2 separate regions of the Homo sapiens genome follow, and region 1 is linked to region 2. The links are chromatin contacts, found by Hi-C or POLR2A ChIA-PET in ENCODE. All regions are on one chromosome and are shown on one strand. The core of a region is the stretch at or near the end of the contact, and the rest is flanking DNA. Distances in the headings are between cores, read along the strand shown.

What was found. A loop is a pair of places that touch in the nucleus more often than their neighbours do. ChIA-PET counts read pairs that join two places held with the same protein, here RNA polymerase II (POLR2A).
Region 1: a map of dorsolateral prefrontal cortex shows a loop between it and region 2 (2.9-fold over the local background). The contact joins the enhancer-like site here to the promoter of BCL2L13 in region 2. A Hi-C loop is called at or near these places in 1 of 168 maps with a recorded cell type or tissue (dorsolateral prefrontal cortex). POLR2A ChIA-PET finds 5 or more read pairs at or near these places in 1 of 52 experiments (HEK293).

What each region holds. Positions count from the first base shown.
Region 1 is chr22:17,377,221-17,382,331 of GRCh38, forward strand. All of the region lies in intron 1 of CECR2 (CECR2 histone acetyl-lysine reader), which reads left to right. Among named protein-coding and RNA genes, the nearest start is that of CECR2, 10 kb to the left of the region's middle. RefSeq lists enhancers at 1-153, 1,932-2,609, 2,606-2,775, 3,378-3,938. Within about 2 kb of position 2,216, at least 5 of the 41 ENCODE cell types and tissues checked have a DNase peak (open chromatin) inside an H3K27ac peak, as active enhancers do.
Region 2 is chr22:17,635,726-17,640,372 of GRCh38, forward strand. BCL2L13 (BCL2 like 13) reads left to right here and starts at 3,032. Exons shown (of 7, transcript NM_015367.4): 1 at 3,032-3,161. RefSeq lists enhancers at 1,297-2,169, 2,170-3,041, 2,594-2,643, 2,694-2,873, 2,994-3,273 and 1 more.

The DNA.
Region 1 (5,111 bases), core at 966-3,465, 260 kb before region 2:
ACTTGGTGTGTTTGCAAATTATAGGAATTTTTTCTTTCTCTTTCTCTGGCATCTTGTCTGCAAATAAGCTACTTTGAAAGTAGCTTTTGAGACTTGAAGATTGACATGTTCACTATCTCTAGTGTTCTTAAAGTGACCTAAGATTTTGTGCTTTGAGATTTTGAGGAATTCTGGAGGCTGAAGGCATTGAATTATGTGATTCTTACTTCATTTTTTTTTTTTTTTAAAGACAGTATCTCACTATGTTACCCAGGCTGGATTTGAACCCCTGAGCTCAAGTGATCCTCCTGCCTCAGCCTCCCCAGTAGCTGGGACTCCAGGCACATGCCACTGCCTTTGGCTTCCTTTCACTTAGTCTGTTTCTTATATCTCATGTCATCAATAGCTAGAACTCTGAATAAGATCCACTTACAGCTTCTGGCTTGTGGTTTGCCTTTCATTTGCTATTATAACCTTTTCAGATGGCTGCTACCCTTCCTCCATATTTGCATATTTCATGGGATGCTATCCCTTGGATGCTTTTATTATATCTTTATATTAGCCTCTAACAAATATCAGTCAATTTATATTGGAAAACTTGGGGACAGTCATTTTTCAGCAGCTCTTAGGATTGAGAAAGGAATGAATGATTGGAAAGTAAGAGTGAGCTCCAGATTGTGTTCCTTTAATCCTCTGGGTTTCTCAGCCTCAGCACTATTGATAGTTTGATCTGAAAATCTGTTGTGGGAAGCTGTTATATGAGGAATGTTATATGCGTTTTGTTTTGTTTTGTTTTGTTTTTGAGACGGAGGCTTGCTCTGTTGCCCAGGCTGGAGTGCAGTGGCGCTATCTTGGCTCACTGCAACCTCCGCCCCCCGGGTTCACGCCATTCTCCTGCCTCAGCCTCCTGAGTAGCTGGGACTACAGGTGCCCACCACCACGCCCGGCTAATTTTTTGTGTTTTTAGTAGAGACGGGGTTTCACCGTGTTAGCCAGGATGGTCTGGATCTCCTAACCTTGTGATCCGCCCGCCTTGGCCTCCCAAAGTGCTGGGATTACAGGTGTGAGCCACCGCGCTGGGCTGTTTTTTTGTTTTTTTGTTTTTTTGTTTTTGGGAGACGGAGTTTTGCTCTGTTGTCCAGGCTGGAGTGCAGTGGCACGATCTCGGCTCACTGCAACCTCTGCCTCCCGGGTTCACACCATTCTCCTGCTTCAGCCTCCTGAGTAGCTGGGACTACAGGTGCCCACCACCACGCCTGGCTAATTTTTTGTATTTTTAGTAGAGACGGGGTTTCACCGTGTTAGCCAGGATGGTCGCAATCTCCTGACCCCCTCCTCGGCCTCCCAAAGTGTTGGGATTACAGGTGTGAGCCGGCCCACCTGGCCCTCGTTTTAAGATGTTTAGCAGTATTGTTGGCCTCTATGCTCCAGGTGCCAATAGCACCCCCAGTCATGACAAATATAAATGTCTCCAGACATTGCCAAATATGTCCGGCGGGGTGAAATTGTCCTGCTTTTGAGAATCATTACTTTAGTGTGTGAGGTAGAGATGACTTTTCAGTGTTGGTCATTGTATAGAAGGTACACCCTATGTGAGATAGATGAGTTTTTCCTTGTGATGGGCATTTTTTCCCCTAAATGCAAACCTTTAGTATTTTTGTTTATGGAAATTTAAGGAAGTTAAAGTTGCTCCCAGATGTGAATGTCATCAGCAATTGTACATGTCACAAACCTGGGAAACAGATGTTTTGTTAATTTTTTTCTTTCTTTGAGACAGAGTTTTGCTTTTGTGGCCCACCCAGGCTGGAGTGCAGTGGTGCGATCTCGGCTCACTGCAATGTCTGCTTCCCAGGTTCAAGCAATTCTCCTGCCTCAGCCTCTCAAGAAGCTGGTATTACAGGCGTGTGCCACCACACCCGGCTAATTTTTGTATTTTTAGTAGAGACAGGGTTTCACCATCTTGGTCAGGCTGGTTTCGAACTCCTGACCTCCAGTGATCAGCCCACCTCAGCCTCCCAAAGTGCTGGGATTACAGGCCTGAGCCCCCCGCGCCTGGCATTGTTAATTTTTTTCTCTTTCCTAGAACGTCATTTAAGGAAAGAAGAGAGTTTGGGGCTAGTAGGGAGGGAACTGTGAAGCTAACTGAGGCTGATAAAGAAAGGCCTTCCCCTACAAAAGGCCTCCCTGAAGCAGGGCCTGGCTGCCTAGTGCCGCAGGGAGGAGGGGTGAGGGGTGTTTGTGCTGCAGCCTGGGGCTGGAGCGGCTGCCATTGCCTGTCAGGGCACAAGGCTCTTGACAGATCTCTTGAGCATTGAGCAGTGGTGTACTGGGGAGGGCGTTATCCATGACCAGGTCAAAAGTTCAGTGGGACCTACGTTGAAGGTGTGTGTGTGTGTGTGTGTGTGTGTGTGTGTGTGTGTGTGTGTTTGCGATATATGCATATGTAAAGTTCATTATTCCGTCAGAATTTTCAGTGTAGAACACAGCGACCACATGAGCTTGAAGCTGCTCTAAATGTTTTTTAATGATTTTTCATGTTTAATTTTGCTCTCAGCAAGCATGGTGAAATATTTTATGGATTCAAATAGATTTTTATTTTGGTTTGGGGAGCAAACGGTATTGTGAGTGTGACTCAAGCAGTCTAGTGCACTGTGAAGGGCTTTGAGCTTCTTGGAAGAAAGATACCATAGAACTTCAAGGAAATGAGATCACATTATCTGTGGCTTTTGAAGATGTTTTTCATTGAATGTCCATCTCCAAGTCCTTCTTTTCCATCTTGGGGTATTCAATCCCCACAGAGACCCTGTGTCTTGTTTTTTATTCTTTATCTCTTTGGCTGGGAACTAAGGTCTGACCATTGTTTTTTTTTGTTTTCTCTTCTACTCCCTTGTGCTCTACTCATGCCCTAGGGTTTGTTCTGGGCATCAGTGGAGGAGGGGTAGAATTTCTGGCTTGCAGCAAGGTGTTAAATCCGAGAATTTGTGTAAATAAGTTGGTGTGAAGTCAATCAGTTCTACAGCCAAAAGCAGTTTTCTCCTCTTTAGAGGGCAGATGACCCCTCTGAATAATTCTCTCATGTGTTCTTTTTTGTACTTCGTTAGCCATACACTCATTTAAACTGTAATATGGTTTATGCAAAAATATATAGAAGATAGTATTTCATTCTCCTTTTTAAAGTCCCTGACCTCATGTGGCCTTTACAAAAGACATTGGCCGGTTTAAATGATGTCATATGCGTATAAGTTTCACACTGGAATGGTCAGCTTTTAGCTTTGGTTCTACAGCCCAGACTCTTTATGAGCTAAATCAGGTCTACTTTTTCCCTAGGGTGGGTTTGCTGGAGTGACGTGTGACTTGGCATTGTGTCACTGAGGCATGTGGCCACCTGAATTGAATGTGTGAGTGGCTGTCAGAACAGACTGTGTGTACCCTCCCTTGCTCCTCCCCACCCATCACCTCCAAAAGTAAGTGATGAAAATAGAGGAAGCCGTGGGGCCACAATTAAGCTCACTGCTTCACGTTTTCAATGTTGAACTTTAAATCACACCCAATTAATAATTCCTGAGAATGGATAAGTTCTTAGAATTGAAAAATGCTGTTCAGCAGTCTTGTTGACTGCAAGAGTGTTTTCTTCTCCTGGCCGGTTCCTTTTAATGAACAGCCCTACCCTGAGTGTTCATTGTCTCAGCAACAATGGCACTGAGGACAGTTGATTTGCTTGACAGAAAATGTGTTAAATTAACAGATCTACTTCTTTAGCAAATCCTTTCTCTTCTCCATTCCCCATTATGTCTCTCTGTCTTCCTGAAAGGTTGTTTGTGAATTCTTTTAGGTGTGGGGACAATTTTTATAGCAGAGGCCTGGAGTTCTTTGTTCAGGGAACATTGTTGTACACGGGGGTGGGCGGGGGGGAAGGTGCTTTAAAGAAAAAATTTCACCTGTTGTCATAATAAAGGAATTTAATTTTGGATTATTTTCCACTCTTACACTGGCATTGATTTGGGTTAGTATCCACACGAATGTACTGATGCTTTTCACATTGGTTCTGAAAGACTTTCCCCCCATTTTCCTTTGTGGTGTTAAAGCAGCCCCCCAGCCCTCCTTACAGGAATGTTGAAGATTGGGAGGGGGATGCTTGGTTGAGGATGCTTGTGACACGTAACTCTAGACTTTTTTTTTAACACGGAACACTTCACGACTCTGCGTGTCATCTTGCATAGGCCAGTTTTAGTGCAAGTGCTGCTGGAGTGAGTGCATAACCCTGGATTTTCATCGCTTTCAGCAATGGAACCCATCTTCCTTACCCCTGACTCCGCTTGGATTTCTGTAACATGCACATTTTTAAGGTTAAAGTGAAATGTTTTTAAAAAAGGGAAAATCTCAAAACCCAATCAGCCTTCCCTGTGTTATTGTCATCATTATTAATACTGAGGTTGCAGAGGTATGTGGCAGAGTCCCTGTTGTGCTGCTGCCCTGGGGGAATTTGTCTGTCGAAAAGGGGCAGGGCAGCAGTGGTATTGTGAAACCTATGTTGTTTGCCCAGTGAGCGATAGGGAATATAATTGCTGTAAGAGTTCAGAGGAAGGCAGAGATGGCGAGTGAAACGCTTCCTGGAGGAAGCATCATGCTTCTGGGGGTCATGCTGAGTAAGTCAGTGTAGTTAGCTAGGTCAGAGAGCCCCCACATTTTTTTTTTTTGTTTTTTTTGAGACGGAGTCTCACTCTGTCACCCAGGCTGGAGTGCAGTGGCACAATCTTGGCTCACTGCGAGCTCCGCCTCCTGGGTTCACCCCATTCTCCTGCCTCAGTCTCCCTAGTAGCTGGGACTACAGGCGCCTGCCACCACGCCCTGCTAATTTTTTTTTTTTTTTTTAGTAGGGACGAGGTTTCGCCGTGTTAGCCAGGATGGTCTTGATCTCCTGACCTTGTGATCCGCCCGCCTTGGCCTCCCAAAGTGCTGGGATTACAGGCGTGAGCCACTGTGCCCGGCCAGAGAGCCCCTTCCTCATAGAGACTAATAGAAAAAGAGGTTGAGAGAGAGAGATCATAGAGGCAACATTGCAACAAGCCTTGAAGACTGGCCTCACTGGTGATCATTTTTCTTCAGGCAGTGGAGAAACCAAGTTTTAGAGT
Region 2 (4,647 bases), core at 1,782-4,281:
TTTAGACAGAGTCTCACTCTGTCGCCCAGGCTGGAGTGCAGTGGTGCGATCTCGGCTCACTGCAACCTCCGCCTCCCGGGTTCAAGTGATTCTTCTGCCTCAGCCTCCCCAGTAGCTGGGACTGAAGGTGCGCGCCACCATGCCCAGCTAATTTTTTGTATTTTTAGTAGAGACGGGGTTTCACTGTGTTGGCCAGGATGGTCTCCATCTCCTGACCTCGTGATCCGTCCCCCTTGGCCTCCCAAAGTGCTGGGATTATAGGCGTGAACCACCACGCCCGGCCTACAAAAACATCTTTTAAAAAGTAGCCATGTGTGGCCTGGGGCGGTGGCTCACGCCTGTAATCCCACCACTTTGGGAGTCTGAGGTGGGTGGATCACTTGGGGTCAGGAGTTCGAGAGCAGCCTGGCCAACACACTGAAACCCCGTCTCTACTAAAAATACAAAATGTAGCCAGGCATAGTGGTGCACACCTGTAGTCCCAGCTACTTTGGAGGCTGAGGCAGGAGAATCACTTGAGCCCAGGAGGCTGAGGTTGCAGTGAGCCAAGATCTGCCACTGCACTCCAGCCCAGGCAACAGAGGGAGACTCCGTCTCAAAAAAAAGAAAAAAAAAAAAAAAAGCTACATGTGGTGGCACAAGCCTGTGGTCCTTGATACTTGGGAGGCTGAGGTGGAACAATTGTGAGCCCAGGAGGTCCATGATGCAGTGAGGTATGATTGTACCACTGCACTCCAGGCTGGGTAACAGAAGCGACACCTTGTCTCTAAAAAAATAAATAAGACCAGGCATGGTGGCTCACGACTGTAATCCCAGCACTTTGGGAGGCCGAGAGGGGTGATCACCCAAGGCCAAGAGTTGGAGACCAGCCTGGCCAACATGGCGAAACCCTATCTCTACTAAGAATACAAAAAAAAAATATTAGCCAGGTGTGGTGGTGGGTGCCTGTAATCCCAGCTACTCAGGAGGCTGAAGCAGGAGAATCGCTTGAACCCAGGAGGTGAGGTTCAGTGAGCTGAGATCGCGCCATTGCACTACAGCCTGGGTGACAGAGCAAGACTCTGTCTCGAGAAAATAATAATAAAAAATAAATAAATAAATAAAGGAAAAGACTGAGAGCAATGTGAAAGAAATGAACTTAAGTATGTACCAAATTGGTAACATAAGTACCTCCCAAAATAAATTATTGCATGTTACATTTTTGAAAGTTTTTTTAGGTAAAGTGTACATACAGTGAACTGCACAGACCTTAAAAGTAAAATTAGGGCCGGGCGCGGTGGCGCACCCCTGTAATCCCAGCACTTTGGGAGGCTGAGGCAGGCGGATCTCTTGAGGTCAGGAGTAGGAGACTAGCCTGGCCAACATGGTGAGACCCCGTCTCTATTAAAAATTTTTAAAAAGCCAGGCACGGTGGCTCACGTCTGTAATCCCAGCACTTTGGGAGGCCAAGGCGAGTGGATCACCTGAAGTCAGGAGTTCAAGACCAGCCTAACCAACGTGGAGAAACTCTGCCTCTACTAAAAATACAAAAATTAGCTGGGCATGGTGGTGGGTGCCTGTAATCCCAGCTACTTGGGAGGCTGAGGCAGGAGAATCGCTTGAACCCGAAAGGCAGAGGTTGCAGTGAGCTGAGATCGCGCCCCTGCACTCCAGCCTGGGCGACAGAGTGAGACTCTGCCTCAAAAAAAAAAAAAAAAAGTCTTCATTTTTGGTTACCCATTTCACTGCAACCTTTGCCTCCCAGGCTCAAGCGATTCTCCTGCATCGGCCTCCCAAGTAGCTGGGATTACAGGCGCGTGACACCATACCTGGCTAATTTTTTGTGTTTTTAGTACAGATGGGGAGTTTCACCATGTTGGCCAGGCAGGTCTGAAACTCCTGACCTCAAGTGATCCGCCCACCTTGGCTTCTCAAAGTGCTGGGATTACAGGAGTGATCCACCACACCCGGCCTGTACTATTAGTTTTCCAAGGTCACTAAGCCTTTCCTTTGCAAAACTTTATGTCCCTATTAATGGCACCATCCTTTCCTCAGTCACTCGGGCTTAAAAAGCATCCTGTGGCACCAGCCCCACAATAGCAGTTCAACTCTTTTATCACTTCCTTTAGAATAGCCTTGTTGAGATATAGATCTCATAACATAGAATTCACCTATAGTGTACAATTCAGTAGTTTTCAGTATTTCAAAGAGTCGTGCCACCATCACCCCAAAAAGAAACTCTGTATCCACTGGCAGTCACTCCCCATCAGGATTTTATCACTTCTGATCTGGCTCAGTCTTCTAACTCCTTATTGTCAATGCCCTCCTTGTTCCAATTCAGTACACACACCACGGGCAATTTGATCTCCCTAAAACACACTGTATCCTCTCTCCTAGATACCTTCCGATACTCCTCCAAAGAACTCTCGGATTCAAGTAAACAAACATCCATTAATACAAGTTAAGTATGTTCCAGGCGCTGTGTGTTCCAGGTACTGTTAACAAAAGCGGGTTACTAGTTAAGACTTCCTTCATGCCCTGGCGCCTCTGCTCAGCCAGTTCCCTTCGCCTAGGAGGACCTCTCTACACCACCCCGCTATATTCCCTCCCCGGAATTCCTTCCCAACCTTCAAGGACCATCTGCCCCAACTAGTGGCGAACATCGAGGCTGTCGTGACTGTGTAGATACTTATTTGACCTGCTCCCTTGGCAAACACTTGAAACGCAATACATGTTTGTGGAACTGAACATAGCCTGTGCATGCAGCAAGGCTTCTTTCCCTGGAATCGCCTGCCCTTCCTCCAACACAGCGACCAGCCGGTCAGAATCCCAACCCCTCGACTCCGGAAATGATCTGAGAGACGGAACTTCCGAACGTCGCAATCAGATTTGGGCGGGCTAGGAGGGTTTGGGTCTTCAGGTCACATCTGGACGGAGAGACCTCCGGGGCCTCCGTTGGTCGGTCCTTCCGCTCCGGATACCGTTCCGGATGTCAGGTAGTTCAGGTCCCGCCCCGACGCCGGCCGTGACGAAGGCACGCCGGGGTGACCTCACCCTCCAACATGGCGGCGGCGGTAGATTAGGGCCGCGGGTCGGAGCACTCACCGCCGCTGGGGGACCCTGTCGGAAGCAACTGCCGCCGCCGCCTCTTTCATCTCTTCTGGGGCAGGGGCCAGGGCCAGGTGAGGGGAGTGGGGTTCCGGGAAGGCTGAGCTGGGTGAGGAGGTGGTTTTCACCTGGGTAGGAAAGTGCCCAGAGACCGTATCGAGCCACCGACTCCCCAGTGGTTCCGACGACGCGTGAGTTTGAGTGTGTGTGTCTACACCGGCGCTCCTTCGCCCGAAGGTGCTCGGAGCTTAGGGGTCCGCTTCACCGTGACCGGACCTGGCCGCGCGGCCCCGCCGCTGAGCAGGCTTCTTCCGGCGTGGGGTGCCGGAGGCGGAGGAGCTCGGCCCTGGCTCCACGCCGCTGTCCTTCCCCACAGACAGCTTCACGTGGAAAACCCGGGTCCATTTTTAGGGCTAAACTGGGGAACGGCGACTTCTTTTTGGTTGAGGGAAAGGTTTTCCTGCGATTCACTTAGAACACTGGAAGATTAGCTTTGCCAGTCTTAGTCGTTTCTTCTCAGAGATTGTTAGAAGTCTTGTTTCTTAACCTTAATTCACTGCTGTTCTGACACCTATTTTTTCAGAAAAAAACTGCCTTCTTGCCCTTGGAGGCAGTACAGTTCACACGGAGTCATTTTCCCCCTTTGATTTATCCTCCCAACATTCTGTAAAGATCCTATTTCTTGCCTTCATAACCGACTTTCTGAGTGGAGGCTCTAACCTAGCGTTGAAAATCGGACGGATCTGGCCAGTTGTTCACATGCTGTTGACTGCTGGCTTTGGTTAGCTCTTAGCCACTCCCTGCACAAGTGTTTGTTTATTCAAAATAGCTATCTCACTGTCTCTGTTTAGAAGTTTGAACTAAGCTGAGAGCCCTCCCTCCTTACTTTTATTTTTTTGTTGTTGTTGCGTAAAACAAAACAAAAACTTCTTTGGCGAAATTATAAGATTTCCTCTGGAGGTTTAGTATAAAGCAGAATGTTGCTCTCTGCCCTGACTAGTGTGACCTTGGATGAGTTGCCACACCCTTCAGATACCTTCTTTCTTTTTTTTTTTTTTTGAGACAGAGTTTCCCTCTTGTTGCCTAGGCTGGAGTGCAATGGCGCGATCTCAGCTTACCGCAACCTCCGCCTCCTGGGTTCAAGCCATTCTCCTGCCTCAGCCTCCCGAGTAGCTGGGATTACAGGCATGCGCCACCACGCGGGGCTAATTTTGTATTTTTAGTAGAGACGGGGTTTCATCATGTTGGTCAGGATGGTCTCGAACTCCCAATCTCTGGTCATCCCCCCGCCTCAGCCTCCCAAAGTGTTGGGATTACAGGCGTGAGCCACCGCGCACGGTGATACCTTTTTTTCAACCACCCCCGCGCCACCGCATGAAGTATTATTTTCATTTTTAACACCCTCTCTCCCCCAAGTGAAGTATTCTTCATTTGGTAATAGGCAGTTAAGGGTATTGAAAATCTTTTTACTAGGAATGGTCAGGTACTGTTCTGTATTTTTTTTCCAATGGCTCATTTTTTATGTGGAAGAGTATATTCAGTAGTTGGATTCACTTTTTA